Linked DNA regions of Homo sapiens: region 1 is linked to region 2. Evidence: chromatin contacts called from ENCODE Hi-C or POLR2A ChIA-PET data. All regions are on one chromosome and are shown on one strand. Each heading gives the region's core, a stretch centred on a gene start or an enhancer-like site at or near the end of the contact. The rest is flanking DNA. Distances are from core to core; before and after follow the strand shown. Region 1 has its middle 160 kb from the start of ATXN1. Region 2 overlaps GMPR (guanosine monophosphate reductase).

Region 1 (6,307 bases), core at 3,154-5,653, 640 kb after region 2:
CCCAAGTAGCTGGGATTACAGGTGTCCGCCACAGTGCTCAGCTAATTTTTGTGTATTTTTAGTAGAGACAAATTTTCACCATGTTGTTCAGGCTAGTTTTGACCTCCTGGCCTCGAGTGATCTGCCTGCCTCGGCCTTCCAAAGTGTTAGGATTACAGGCATGAGCCACCGTGTCCGACCCCATTTACATTTAATGTAATTACTCATGTACTTTGGTTTGAGTTTAATTCACCATTTTATTATGTTCTTTCTACTTGTGTCACCTGTTTTATTTTCTTTTTTCTTATTTACTTGATTAATTTTATTTTCTGCATTATTTCATTTTCCTCCCAACTATCACTTTCTGTTATTTTAATATTTCCCTAGAAATTACAGTAAGGACCACAATATTCCAAAATCAAATGTTAAATTAGTAGATTTCACTTCTTTCTAAAAAGTACAAGAATCTTAGAACACTTCAGTTTCATTTGTTTATCCCCAACATATACGCTATTGTTGCTGTGTGTATTAATTATATATTTATATGTGTGGGTGAAACTTTCACAAAATAAAGTTCATGGCCATTTCTTCCAGCTCAGCAACTGCCTTCAAAGCTAAAGTATCTTTGAGTATTACACTTATTTTCTATATTTCTGGGGTTTTGCCTTCTGTATTTGGTCTGAAATTTTCTCATTCTGTTTTTAGGTGTTTAAATCTTTTCTGAATGAATAACTAACATTCCATTAGGAGACAATCAAATTAGTCTAAGTGAAAGATTATAAGACCTTGAACAAAAGTAGTGACAATGTGGATGCAATGACAAGGAAATATTTAAGAAAAACTAATGAAGGACTGGTTTTAGTTCCTGAGTTCCTGTGAAAGATGCAAGACAAATGTTCCTTCTATAATCATCTATATCTCAAATACTTCCAAAACTTTAATGCCAGGAAAAATTTCTTTCCATTCTAATTTGTGTGTTTTTCTCCCCTCAGGTTAAAAAGTAAATAATTCTCACTCTCTGTAGGTAGCTAGGGGCACAATTTAATGCTCAGTCATAGCACTGACTTAGCTTCTGTGTCTTACTTAGCCACTTTGTATTTCAGAATGGCTTTTAATTGCCTTATGCATGTTTAAGTAATGTTTTATGTATTTTTAACATTTAAACTTTCTTAATCATTTTTGAAAATAAGAAAAATAATAAATTTGGGGGTAGATTGGTTAATAAAATTAAGGTAGTTTCAAATATTTCTCTTATTAAGAGATGTAATTTTATGACTCATTCAAGCAAAATAAGTATTATATAAATATAGTTACATGAATTTGGGGGAATCATTATATAATTTTTAATTTAATTTTTATTTTATCCTCAGCTCCACTGCTCTCCACCTCTGAGTTCTAGTCACCTGAGGAGATAATCACATTCAATCCTTTTAACATTCTTTTTTATATTTACAATAACATTTAAAAATAAGTGGTTTATGTGTTTGTCTGTTTTCACGCTGCTGATAAAGACATACCCGAGACTGGGTATTTTACAAAAGAAAGAGGTTTGATGGACTTATAGTTCCACGTGGCTGGGGAAGCCTCACAATCATGACACAAGGCAAGGAGGAGCAAGTGAAGTCTTACAGCAGGCAAAGAGAGAACTTCTGCAGCGAAACTCCCGTTTTTTAAAACCATCAGATCTCGTGAGACTTGCTATCAAGAGAACAGCACAGGAAGGATTTGCTTCCATGATTCAATTACCTCCCACCGGGTTCCTCCCATGACACGCGGGAATCGTGGGAGTTACAGTTCAAGATGAGATTTGGCTGGGGACACAGCCAAACCATATCAGTTGATATTACTATTCATAATTTAAAATTTAACTACTAATTATTTTTTTCTTTTATGGAGATAAAAATTTAACCCTCTTACACCCTGTCCCTTATATACACATACACATAATACTTCCAATTTCTTCAACTTCCCAATATTATTATAATTATGATTATAATTATGTTAAAATTGTTCAAGCTAAGGCACAAAAGGTGATATAAGTATATTTACTCTTTTTGAACGACTTTTTGTTTTTTCTAGAATTTACAGTTGTCCTGTTGTTTTCATGCACTTTTTTTATATACCATGTTTTCTTCCCCTAAGCACTTCTGTAAAGATGTAAAATAAATCACTTTCTCATGAGCAAAACACAGGGAACTGAATCTACTCTGTATTTTTCTCATCAGTATCTCTCCTAGAATCCATAACCTCCTGATTTAATCCGAATCTGAATGTAGCTTTCATCCTGAGCCTTCTCTTCATCATAACACTGGAAAATCTCTGATCCTGTTGCCTGGATTTATTCTCCTTCTCTTTATTGCTTTATTCTCTTGCTTAAATGGAATGCATCCTCCTATAGCTTCATGAGAAAGAATATGTGAAAAGTTGATTTTTGAGAACTTGTGTGTTTTCTAATGTCTTTTCTTTTGATACTTGATTAATAATACCTTTATTATGTAGAATTCTAGGTTGGACTAATTTTTCCTGATAATTTTCAAGGTATCATTGTGTTGTTTTATAGCTTCCAATTTCGCTATTCAAAAAAACAGCTCCATATGATTACTGATTATTGGTGTTTGATCTTCTCTTTTCTCCAGCAGCCTTTATGGTTTATTTCTTATTTTAGGTTCTGAAATTTTACAATTATATTTTATTTAATGTTAGTTTTTTCTTCATTCATTTTAGCCATCAATGGAACCTTTCAATCTGCAAATGAATGATCTTCAGTTTTCGACATTTTTCTTGTATAACTTATGTGATAATATCACCCCTTTAATTTTTCTATTTTTCTATTTTACTAGAATTTTATTAATCCATTTAGGCCCCCTAATTTTCTTTTCTTTCATGTTTTTCATATTTTTGTGCTTTTATTGTACTTTCTGAGAGATTTCCTCAAATTTACCTTGCATGTTATTATTTTCAAAAAAATCTTATTGATTCAATGCCCACAAACATTTGTGGAGTATTTATTATATTGAAGTTACTATATTTAAGGCTGGTTGTGGGGAGAAAAACAAGTATAAAAAGTCCCTCAATTCAAAAAACTTATAATCTGCAAATTTATAAGCAAATACCTATAAAATAAAAGCTATGGTAATTTGAGTTAACAAATCTGAAAGTAAAGAAGGAAGAACTGTTGTAACTATTATTCTCATTTCTCAACCAGAAGTGCAACTAGTGAGAATATTAGCAAGTTAATTAAAAAAAAATATTACTAGTGGGCACAGTGGTTCACGCCTGTAATCCCAGCACTTTGGGAGCAGGAGGCAGGAGGATCCCTTGAGCCCGGGAGTTTGAGGGCAGCCTTGGCAACATAGGGAGACCCCATTTTCTACAAAAAATAAAAATAAAAAATTAGACTGGTGTGGTGATACATGCCTGTGGTCCTAGCTATTCAGAAGGCTGAGGTGGGAAGATCGCTTGAGCCCAGGAGGTGGAGGCTATAGTGAGCCATGATCATGCCACTGCACTCCAGCCTGGGCAACAAATCGAGACCCTGTCAAAACACACACACACACACACACACACACACACACACACACACACACACACACACCAAATTACTAGTGATTATATTAAGAAAGCAGATGAATTTTCTATTCAGATTGACACTACTGAAGATAAAACTTTGATTGACATTATAGTTCAGTAATTCTAATGTATGTCTCAGAGCCCATGCTAGACATAATTAGCATAAGGTTAAATTCTGGAGAAAATACATCCCATCCCATTACAGAATATTTTGAGATCAAATAATAGTGCTCTTAAACAAGTGTAGGATATTCAACTACTGGCACACTCTACATGAAGAAATCACTCAATTGGTTTTTGTCCTGGTTAAAAAAAGAGTCATCTAACCAAGGTCACATATGGGATTATTCACAAGTCTTAAATCTCGTAATAGAATGGATAATGGGGACGCAAGAAGGGATATTTCACAGTTTTGACTCAAAATGTCTGAGCAGCATTTATAATAGAGCAACATAAAAGAATTGCTATTTGACACAAACAGCGGGAGACTCTGATCCACTTTTCTCAGTATTATGGAAGCAAGACAGGGTTGGTTCTAGAAAAGGAAGTTGAAAGACAAAGCTGTTTTGCTGTGAGAAAACCCACTCAAGTAAATAGTGGCTTTTTGTGCCTCAGGGTCTAGAAGGAAATGCTAACTGAAATTGTTGGGTGGATGGGGACAATGTTTTGTCTGCAGATATGAAAGATGCTCCTCTGCGGGATATGCTGGCATTTGACATTGCTAAAGAAAGCTTAACTGTTCTGTGACTACTGTTCTTAACTGGAATCCTTCCATTTCAAGGACCTCTCATCACTGGGCCCCAGTCTTGGGAGTAGCTTTGAGAAAGTGGTACAGCACATAGCTTTGTTGAGTTTTTGTGGTCACAATCTATAACATTGCGTCCGCGTCATAGCTAACCCAAGTTTTGTCAAGGGATAAACCTGCACTAGGGCTGTGGACAGCAAAATGAAGCATGCTTCTGCATGTCTAAAATAAGTGGATTAGGCAACTCATTTCATTGATTTAACTGAATCAGACCTCTGTAAAACTGATCCAAACAGCTATGTGGCAATTAGCTGGTTGCACGCCATAAAAATTGAGTGGTTCATGAGTGGTTTGTATGTTTAATGGATTTCTTCCTTCAAAACATTATTTTTGTATCTTAAAAGCTTAACACAGTGTTTGGCACAGCACAGGTGCTCCATAAACATTTGTTAAATGAGTTAGCTCTAAGAAGTCAGACTAAGCAATTTAGTTCCACTCTTACTACCTGCTGTGCTAAAACTCTCCTTGGCTGATTACATATGACACTTACAAAACCTTTGTTGTTTTTTATATTGCATTTCATCAGTTCCTATTAGGTTTAAGGAAAAGAGGTGGAAATAGTTTTTCGGCAAATATTTACGGAATATCTACCATGTTCAATGCACTGTAGAATTCTGAGACCATCTTTGCCCTACAATAGCTTACATCCTCAAAGAGGAGATAAGAGATATACACACAAGCACAGTCTCAGAATTACAGATCTCTAATTAATAAATTTATTCACATGCAATTGGTATGCTCCAAATATTATATATGGGGTACAAATCCCCTTTTGCTTAATGCTTAATATTGTTTAATGTTGAGACTAAAATGACTCTAGGCCATCCCTGGCTATGAGTAACAGGTTTTTTTTTCAGAGTTCACTTTGCTAAGTATTTCTAGAAAAGTTCTGGGGGTTGCTGTGGTGGTTTATTTTCATTTGTCGTTTCTTGAGTATATTCTCCTCTTCTATCTGCCAGCTCTGAGCACCAGGACATTGACCTCTGCTGGCTGCACTCTTACACCGCTCACGTTCCATGATCCATGGGCTTCTGGTTGGGTTGGGCCAATGGGAGGCAGTGGCAGGAGATGGGAGAGGGGAGTGTAGAGAGAAAGAATGGAGTTTTCACCCCTCTTCCTCCCTGCCTTGGAGCTGTTCTGAGAGCAGCTGCATATCTCTCAGCTATAGGTCCCGTCTGGAGACCCACCGCTCAGCTCACTGGAGGCTATGGTAGCATCATTCATCCCTTGCCCCTCGTGATGGTTAATGCTATGTGTCAACTCAACTGGGCCACCTAGTGCCTAGATAATTGGTCAAACATTTTTCTGGATGTGTCTGTGAAGATGTTTCTGGATGAGATTAACATTTGAATTGGTAGACTAAGTAAAGCAGATTGCCCTCCTCAATGTGGGTGGGCTTCATCCAGTCAATTGATGTCACAATAGACAAAAAGATTGAGTAAGAAGGAATTCCTCCCATCTGGGTGCTTGCACTGGGACACCAATCTTCTGCCTCTGGACTCAGACTTGAACTGGAACTTACATCTTCATTCTCCTGGGTCTCCAGCTTGCTAACTACAGATTTTGGGATTTCTCAATCTCCATACTCATGTTAACCAATTCCTTATGATAAATCTCATTCTATAGATGAAGAGGTAGGTAGGTAGATAGATACACAGACAGACTGACAGACAGACAGATAGATAGATAGACAGACAGATAGATAGATATAGCTTCCCACTGCTTTCAGCCTCTGGGTGCCTCAGCATTCCTTGTTTGTTCTCTGGCTGCATTCTCATCATTGTAAATAGTCCTTCAAAAAAGTTTCTCAAAATCACAGTTGAATTTACCATCTGTTTTCTGCTGGGAGACTCATACAGTTGCTCATGAACATCAATGAAAATTCATGATGCCAGTTAGGAGGGTACAGGAATTCAGACACCCTGAGCTCAGAGGCACATTAAGGCCCACTTC
Region 2 (6,451 bases), core at 1,134-3,633:
GTCAGGCACAGTGGTATGCACCTGTAGTCTCAGCTACTTGGGAGGCTAGGGTGGAACGATCAGCTGATCCTGGGAGGTGAAGGTTGCAGTAAGCTGAGATCGCACTACTGCACTCCAGTCTTGGTGATAGAGCAAGACCCTGTCTCAAGAAAAAAAAAAGGAAATATGTATTGAATGTTCACTGGCTACCATTGTGTTGGGCGGGTGCTGTACAGGATGTGAAGGTGTGTGAGAAGCTTCTTGGCTCTCAAAGCTTTATTTTTTTTGAGACAGTCTTGCTCTGTTGCCCAGGCTGGAGTGCAGTGGTGTGATCTCAGCTCACTGCAACCTTCGCCTCAGAGGTTCAAGTGATTCTTCTGCCTCAGCCTCCTGAGTAACTGGGATTACAGGCATGCACCACCATGCCCAGCTAATTTTTTGTACTTTTAGTGGAGACGGGGTTTCACCATGTTGGCCAGGCTGGTCTCGAACTCCTGGCCTCAGGTGATCCACCCGCCTTGGCCTCCCAACGTGCTGGGATTCCAGGTGTGAGCCACCACACCCGGCCCTCTCAAAGCTTTTCTAGATGTGGTCTCGAACATTTACTACACTTGTTTTCTTCTTGCACATCTCTGTGTCTGCATTCTATTTCCCCAGAAGCTGTATTGTCCTTCTGCTCTCACTGTATCTCCCCACCCCTCTGGCTGTCTGTGTAGGACAGATGTGACTAAAGAGAATAAGGGGCTTTCTCTGAGCCCAATGCATGGGAGCTACTTCTTTAAATTGTTTGGAGACCATATTTAAGTCTCACACATTCTTTATGGTAAAAACATTGCATATTACATATCTAAATGATAGCATTATTGGATGTCTATTGATTGATAGATTTCATTCATTATTGAGCAACTCCTGGGAACTGGGAAAAAGCATCAGAAACGGATTCCCTGCCCCTCTAGTCAAGAGAAAGTATGCACCAACTTCTTCTTTCACCTAGGTGTTAATCAGAACCGCCTGTGTGTTATTTGAAGCTTCTTCCTTGGCTGTTTCCAAGAAAGGCAATTGGTCTACCCTTTATAGAGCCCTCACTACTATCAGAACCCCAGGCCTACTGCAGCTGAGGCCCCCACCCCCGGATCTAGCAATTCAATGGGAGAGGAGGAGAAAAGCTGAGGCTGAACCGGGGGTTAAACCTTTTATTCTGCCGTGCACAACGTCTGGTTGCAGGGCGGGGGGAAGGCGCCTTCGTGGGAATGAGACTTCTTGGCTCCAGGACTGTGAGTGACACATAGCAGGACACAGGGAGCTACAGGACTTCTGTGGACTCTGCCCCACAGCTGATGCAGGAGAGGGGCTTGCCCTGTCTCTCCTGGTTTCTCTGCTAAATCCAGGCCTGGGGACACAGACATACTTCTCTGTCTGATCTTGTCCCTAAAGACCCCTGGCAGAAATTAGCATCCTACAAGGTGGTGCCGGCCAGGAGCCGGAGATTAGGCTGCGCCTCAAAGCATCCCACCCCCGGGTCTGGTGGGAGGGAGGAGTTCACTTCCACCTTTACCCTGTCCCCAGAGCGCCCTCTCGTGCACACCACAAGACCTCCGGGAGGGGCTGAGTGAGTGGCAGTGGAGACAGGGATGTGGGTGACTCATTCATTCTTGAGTCCACACATTCTTTCAGTGACTATTTATAGTGCCTTATTGTATATGAGGCTCTGTTCTCAGCACCTGATAACAACAGCGAATGTCCACGGAGCCGACCACCCAGTACAGAAGACAGACCCTTAACATTCTCACACAGATCCTGATTGAAATGCCTCTTTTTGAAACTGTGATGAACAACTCCCCTGGGGCAGTGACATTTAAGAAGAAGCTGGAAAGATGAGAAGGGTTTGGCTAGGCGGGCTGGTACAGAGGGGAGTGTCCAAGAGAGAGAACATTGTGTACAGAGTCCCTAAGGTGGGAAGAAACTTGCCCCATTGGAGAAGCAGTGGGGAGGGAGGGGAGCAGGTGGAGCTTGATTCTGCTGATCTGGGTAAAGTGGGGTGCTGTGGCGGCACCGGGAAGCTTGAATAAGGGGAGGTATGATAAAGAGGTCAGAGTGCGACTTGGCCTGGACCTAACTGGGAGAACAACCAGGACTGGGGCTGACCGTGGGACAGGCAGGCAGGAGGGTGCTGGTGTGAGCCCTGGCCTGGAAGTGAACCTCGGGCTAGGCTGCAAGGGACTTGAGGTGGGGCAGCCAGGAGGGAGATGGACAAACAGCTGGGCCCTGTGGAGCACAGAGCTGAGTGAGAGCAGGTGAGGGTATGGAGGGTGTCGTGCTGCAGGCCAGGCCCTGGGCCAAGCGGTATCCCTCCCTGTGCCATTTGTTCTCTGCCACAACCCCAGGAGGTTGTGTTTCTCTTTGGATTTTACAGGCCGGGCAGTGAGGCTTAAGAGAGGTGAGTCATTTGACAAAGGTTGAAGGTAAAGAAGCTACGAGCCAGTGGGAGGATTCTGAGAGGTCCTTTAAAGCAGAGTGTAGATTTGTAGAAAGGTGGAAAGGAGTGGGTGTTTAAGTGTGGAAAGGTCAGTGCCTGGCTATTGCATGGGAGCCAGTGCCACAGGGAGGAGTGGCAGTGACAGGTGCATGGTAGAGGGGAAGGCGATGTCTGGGACATCAGCCAGTGACAGTGATGAGGACCGGAGGGGGTGCATGACCAGGTGGTGTGGTTTACAGTGACCTCCATCGTGCAGATGGGGCAGCCTGTTCCCCACATCTCCTCTGCCACAGAGGTTCACCCTGGTCCCTAAAGCAGGGCTGCAAAGGTAAGGGGGACGCATTTCATGTCACAGTCTTCTCATGTATAACCATCTATTTGGGGACAACTTCTTTCTCTGTGCAGGTTCTGTGTGCACCACCCGCACCAAGACGGGAGTGGGGTACCCCCAGCTGAGTGCCGTCATTGAGTGTGCCGACTCTGCCCATGGCCTGAAGGGCCACATCATCTCTGTGAGTCTCCACCCGGGGCTGAGGCTGGGGTGTCTTGGGAGGCCCCTGCTCCCTCGCTGCTCTTCTTTCACTGGCTGGGCATCCTGTGGGCATGGGAGGGAGCTGGGCACTGCGGTCACAGCGCTGACATTCAGCAGAAACAGAGGCCCTGCTGCCCACGGATTCCACAGTGAGGGTGGCAGGCCCAGTAGGCAGAAGCCATACAAGCAGGTGGGTGGTCCATCTGATGAGGGATGTGCAGGCAGCTTTCAGAGCACAGGGTAGGCCAGGCCACAGCTTGCTAGAACAGTTGTAATAAAGCCCCACAGACTGGGGGCTTCAATTTCAGTGTCTCACCATTCTGGAGACGAGAAGCCCAACATCAGGGTGTTGGGGGGGGCATGCTCCCTCTCAGGGCCCCAGGGAAGGATCTGTTGCAGGCCTCTCTGTGACCTTCTGCTGGTTCCTTAGCTTGTGGCGTCCTCTGTGTGTGTGTCTCTGTGTGCAAACATCCCCTTTTCCTGAGGATACTAGTCCTTTCAGATCAGGGGCCACCCTCCTCCAGGATGTCCGCATCTTAACTGATGACGTGTCCATTGTTCCTGTTTCCAAATAAGGTCACATTCTGAGATGCTAGGGGTTAGGATGGCAACATGCGAGTTTTTGGGGGGACCCAGTTCAACCCATAACAGGCCACGTATCCCATATTCAGGGTCAGGGAAGGTTTCCTGGAGTGTAATAGAGAGAGCTGATGGTTGAAAAGGAAGTTTTCAGATGAGAAGAAAGAAGGGAACAGAAAAGCACTGGGGAACCAAATCTCAGTCACTGCATCTGGGGCGAGTGACCTGAGAGGGGCAGGCGTGAGGGGCAGCAGGAGATAAGCTTGAGGGCAAGTATGGACAAGAGCTGTGGGATCCACCTTTAAGGATGGGACTTCTCCAAGAGCACTAGGGAGCTATTGCAGAGGTCTGAGTAGGAGAGTGCCCAACTCACTGCCTTGGGTCAGATTGAAAGGGGCAAAATAAAAAAGAGAGCCCAGCTGGGACGCGTTAGTAATTCAGGAGGGGGAGGTGACTGTGCTCTGCAGCAGGCTTGAGAGCCATCTCCAGAATTGACTGACATTTGGGAGGCAGAATTAAACAAGTGTCGGCAATGGAGTAGGTGCTTGGGGGGCACTGGAGAAGGAGAAGGAGGAGCAAGGCTGTGGCTGGCTCATGTGCTGGCTCACCTGGAAGATGGCTGCAAAGGAAGAGGTTCGGGGCTGGTGTGGTGATCACTATGGCACGTGTCTGTTGATTCTGAGGTGCTTGAGGGGCATCAGAAGGGAAATTGCACATGAGGCATTGTGTTCATAGTTGGAGACCTGGCAGCTTTTAGCCCATAGATGATGAAAGTCTTGGGAATGGTGCTCAGGTAACAACTGAAGCTAGGATCAAGGTCTTTCACTCGCTGTCCAGTGCAGATTGCCTGGGCCCCTTCTAATGCCTCATCCAAATTTTTCACCCACCCATCCATTCATCCAGCAAGTCTCTATTAAGCATCTACTGTGATAGTATCTGAAATAAATGGTCAAAGGTTTATTGGTTAATGACAGAGTTCTAAGACTCTCCACTCAATACCCTTTGCCCCAGTGAACAAATTAATATCCATTTATTGAGCAACTAGTGTGTAAAAGGCTGACATAGAACTGTCGGTCTACATTTGCTAAGAGGTTATTCAACTCACGGGAGCGGCCAGGCAGTAGTACCATTCCGCAGTATGTCAGTGGTTCTCAAATCCTGAGTGCAGCCTTGTCTGAGTCTGGCTGCGTGAGGATCACCAGAGAGGCTTTTACAAATCAACATTCCGGGACCCCATCCTAGTGAACTGGCTCTTTCAGAGGTTAGTCCCCAAAATCCCCATATGTAATTAGTCCTGTCTCCATTACCTAATAATGTTAACCATTGAGCATCTCCATCAAGTCAAAACTTGGACCCTATATCGTAAGTGTTGAATGACCACTATTTCCAAAGTAGTGGAGTTCTGATTAATAAAGTTTTACTCTGAACATATTCTGAGATCCTTATGTCTTTCTAGAAACTTCAAACTTGCTTAGTTTACAGGGCTGTTTGGCCAAAGATTGGTGGTAGGCAGGGTGGGGTGGAGGCTCTGTGTGCCCCAGAGGTGAATCTGATTGGAAATCAACTTAGCATCTCTTTACACAGCACCACCTAATTTATAGTGTATCTCAGCAGTTCTCTTAAGCGTGGTGCCCAGACCAGCAGCAGCAGTATCAACTGAGAACTTGTTACAAATTCTTGGGCCCCACCATCGACGTGACCTACAGAATCAGAACTCTGCAGGTGAGGCCCAGGAACCTGTTTAAACACGAGCCCTCCAGGTAGTTCTGATGTCCTCTCAAGTGTGAGACCCACTGGCTTATAGAGTAGAGGCTCAGCATACGCTGGCGGGGTGAGTGTTCCTGAACCAGGTCTCATCTGCTGGTGCCCAAGGCAGCAACTTCTCTGAATTTAACAGTTAGGGACAATGACATCCCAAGCCTGGGGCACTGGTGCAATAGGAAGGTAGCACTTCTGATCTTGCTTGTGTTCTCTGAGGTTCTTTTTTTTCTTTTTAGTTTTTACTTTTTTATTTTATTTATTTTTTATTTTTTTGAGATGGAGTCTTGCTGTATCGCCCAGGCTGGAGTGCAGTGGCATGATCTCAGCTCCCTGCTAGAATGCCTCCCGGGTTCAAGCGATTCTCCTGCCTCAGCCTCCCGAGTAGCTGGGATTACAGGCACGCGCCACCACGCTCAGCCCATTTTTTTTTTGTATTTTTAGTAGAGGCAGGGTTTCACCATGCTGGCCAGGCTGGTCTCGAACTCCTGACCTCATGATCCGCCCGCCTCAGCCTCCCAAAGTGCTGGGATTACAGGCGTAAGCCACCGTGCCCGGCCTCCGAGTTTCCTTTTACGTCAATGCTGAGAGGTCTCCTAGATGGGGTTAGGAGTTCCATTTAGCTGGAAAAGCAAATGAATGGACTTAGTAGAATTTGGACCTTTGCCCTCAGCTCAGTCCTTGTAAGCAGCTGAGTGTCTTGAGGTTCAGAGCAGCCATTGCCCCCACACTCCCTTTGTCTAACAGGGCACGGGCACGTTTCTGTCACTTGCCAGTAGCCCTGAACCTGCTAGAAACCCACCAGGTGTTTTGGATCCTGCCACTTGGTCCAATTTCCTTCCAGCTGTCCCATTTTACCCTTTATTTGCTGAATTAGCACACTGGTGCCATTGAAGTTCAAAGGAAGCCACAACATGGTGTCTGTTGAGCATGTACTGATACCCAAGAGGCTGGGCTTCAGTCGTGTTTCTGTTGTGGCCCACATGGGCTTCAGAGAGGCAGAGGGAGGAAAAATTCAGGATACTTCCTGCATAGGTGAAGATTAAGGTGGGACCAGTTAATTTTTTGTTATCACACCATTATTTAGAAATACCTAAACAAATTCATTCAAATAATTAATCTTTTTT

The links. A loop is a pair of places that touch in the nucleus more often than their neighbours do. ChIA-PET counts read pairs that join two places held with the same protein, here RNA polymerase II (POLR2A). Pooled maps may share reads with other maps.
Region 1: POLR2A ChIA-PET joins it to region 2 with 10 read pairs in PC-9. The contact joins two enhancer-like sites. A Hi-C loop is called at or near these places in 2 of 50 pooled maps. POLR2A ChIA-PET finds 5 or more read pairs at or near these places in 3 of 52 experiments (PC-9, Panc1 and activated CD4-positive, alpha-beta T cell).

Annotation. Positions count from the first base shown.
Region 1 is chr6:16,917,113-16,923,419 of GRCh38, forward strand. No RefSeq gene overlaps it. Among named protein-coding and RNA genes, the nearest start is that of ATXN1, 160 kb to the left of the region's middle. Within about 2 kb of position 4,404, at least 2 of the 41 ENCODE cell types and tissues checked have a DNase peak (open chromatin) inside an H3K27ac peak, as active enhancers do.
Region 2 is chr6:16,275,924-16,282,374 of GRCh38, forward strand. It overlaps GMPR (guanosine monophosphate reductase), which reads left to right. Exons shown (of 9, transcript NM_006877.4): 6 at 2,861-2,967. Among named protein-coding and RNA genes, the nearest start is that of GMPR, 41 kb to the left of the region's middle. RefSeq lists an enhancer at 1,395-1,689. Within about 2 kb of position 2,384, at least 11 of the 41 ENCODE cell types and tissues checked have a DNase peak (open chromatin) inside an H3K27ac peak, as active enhancers do.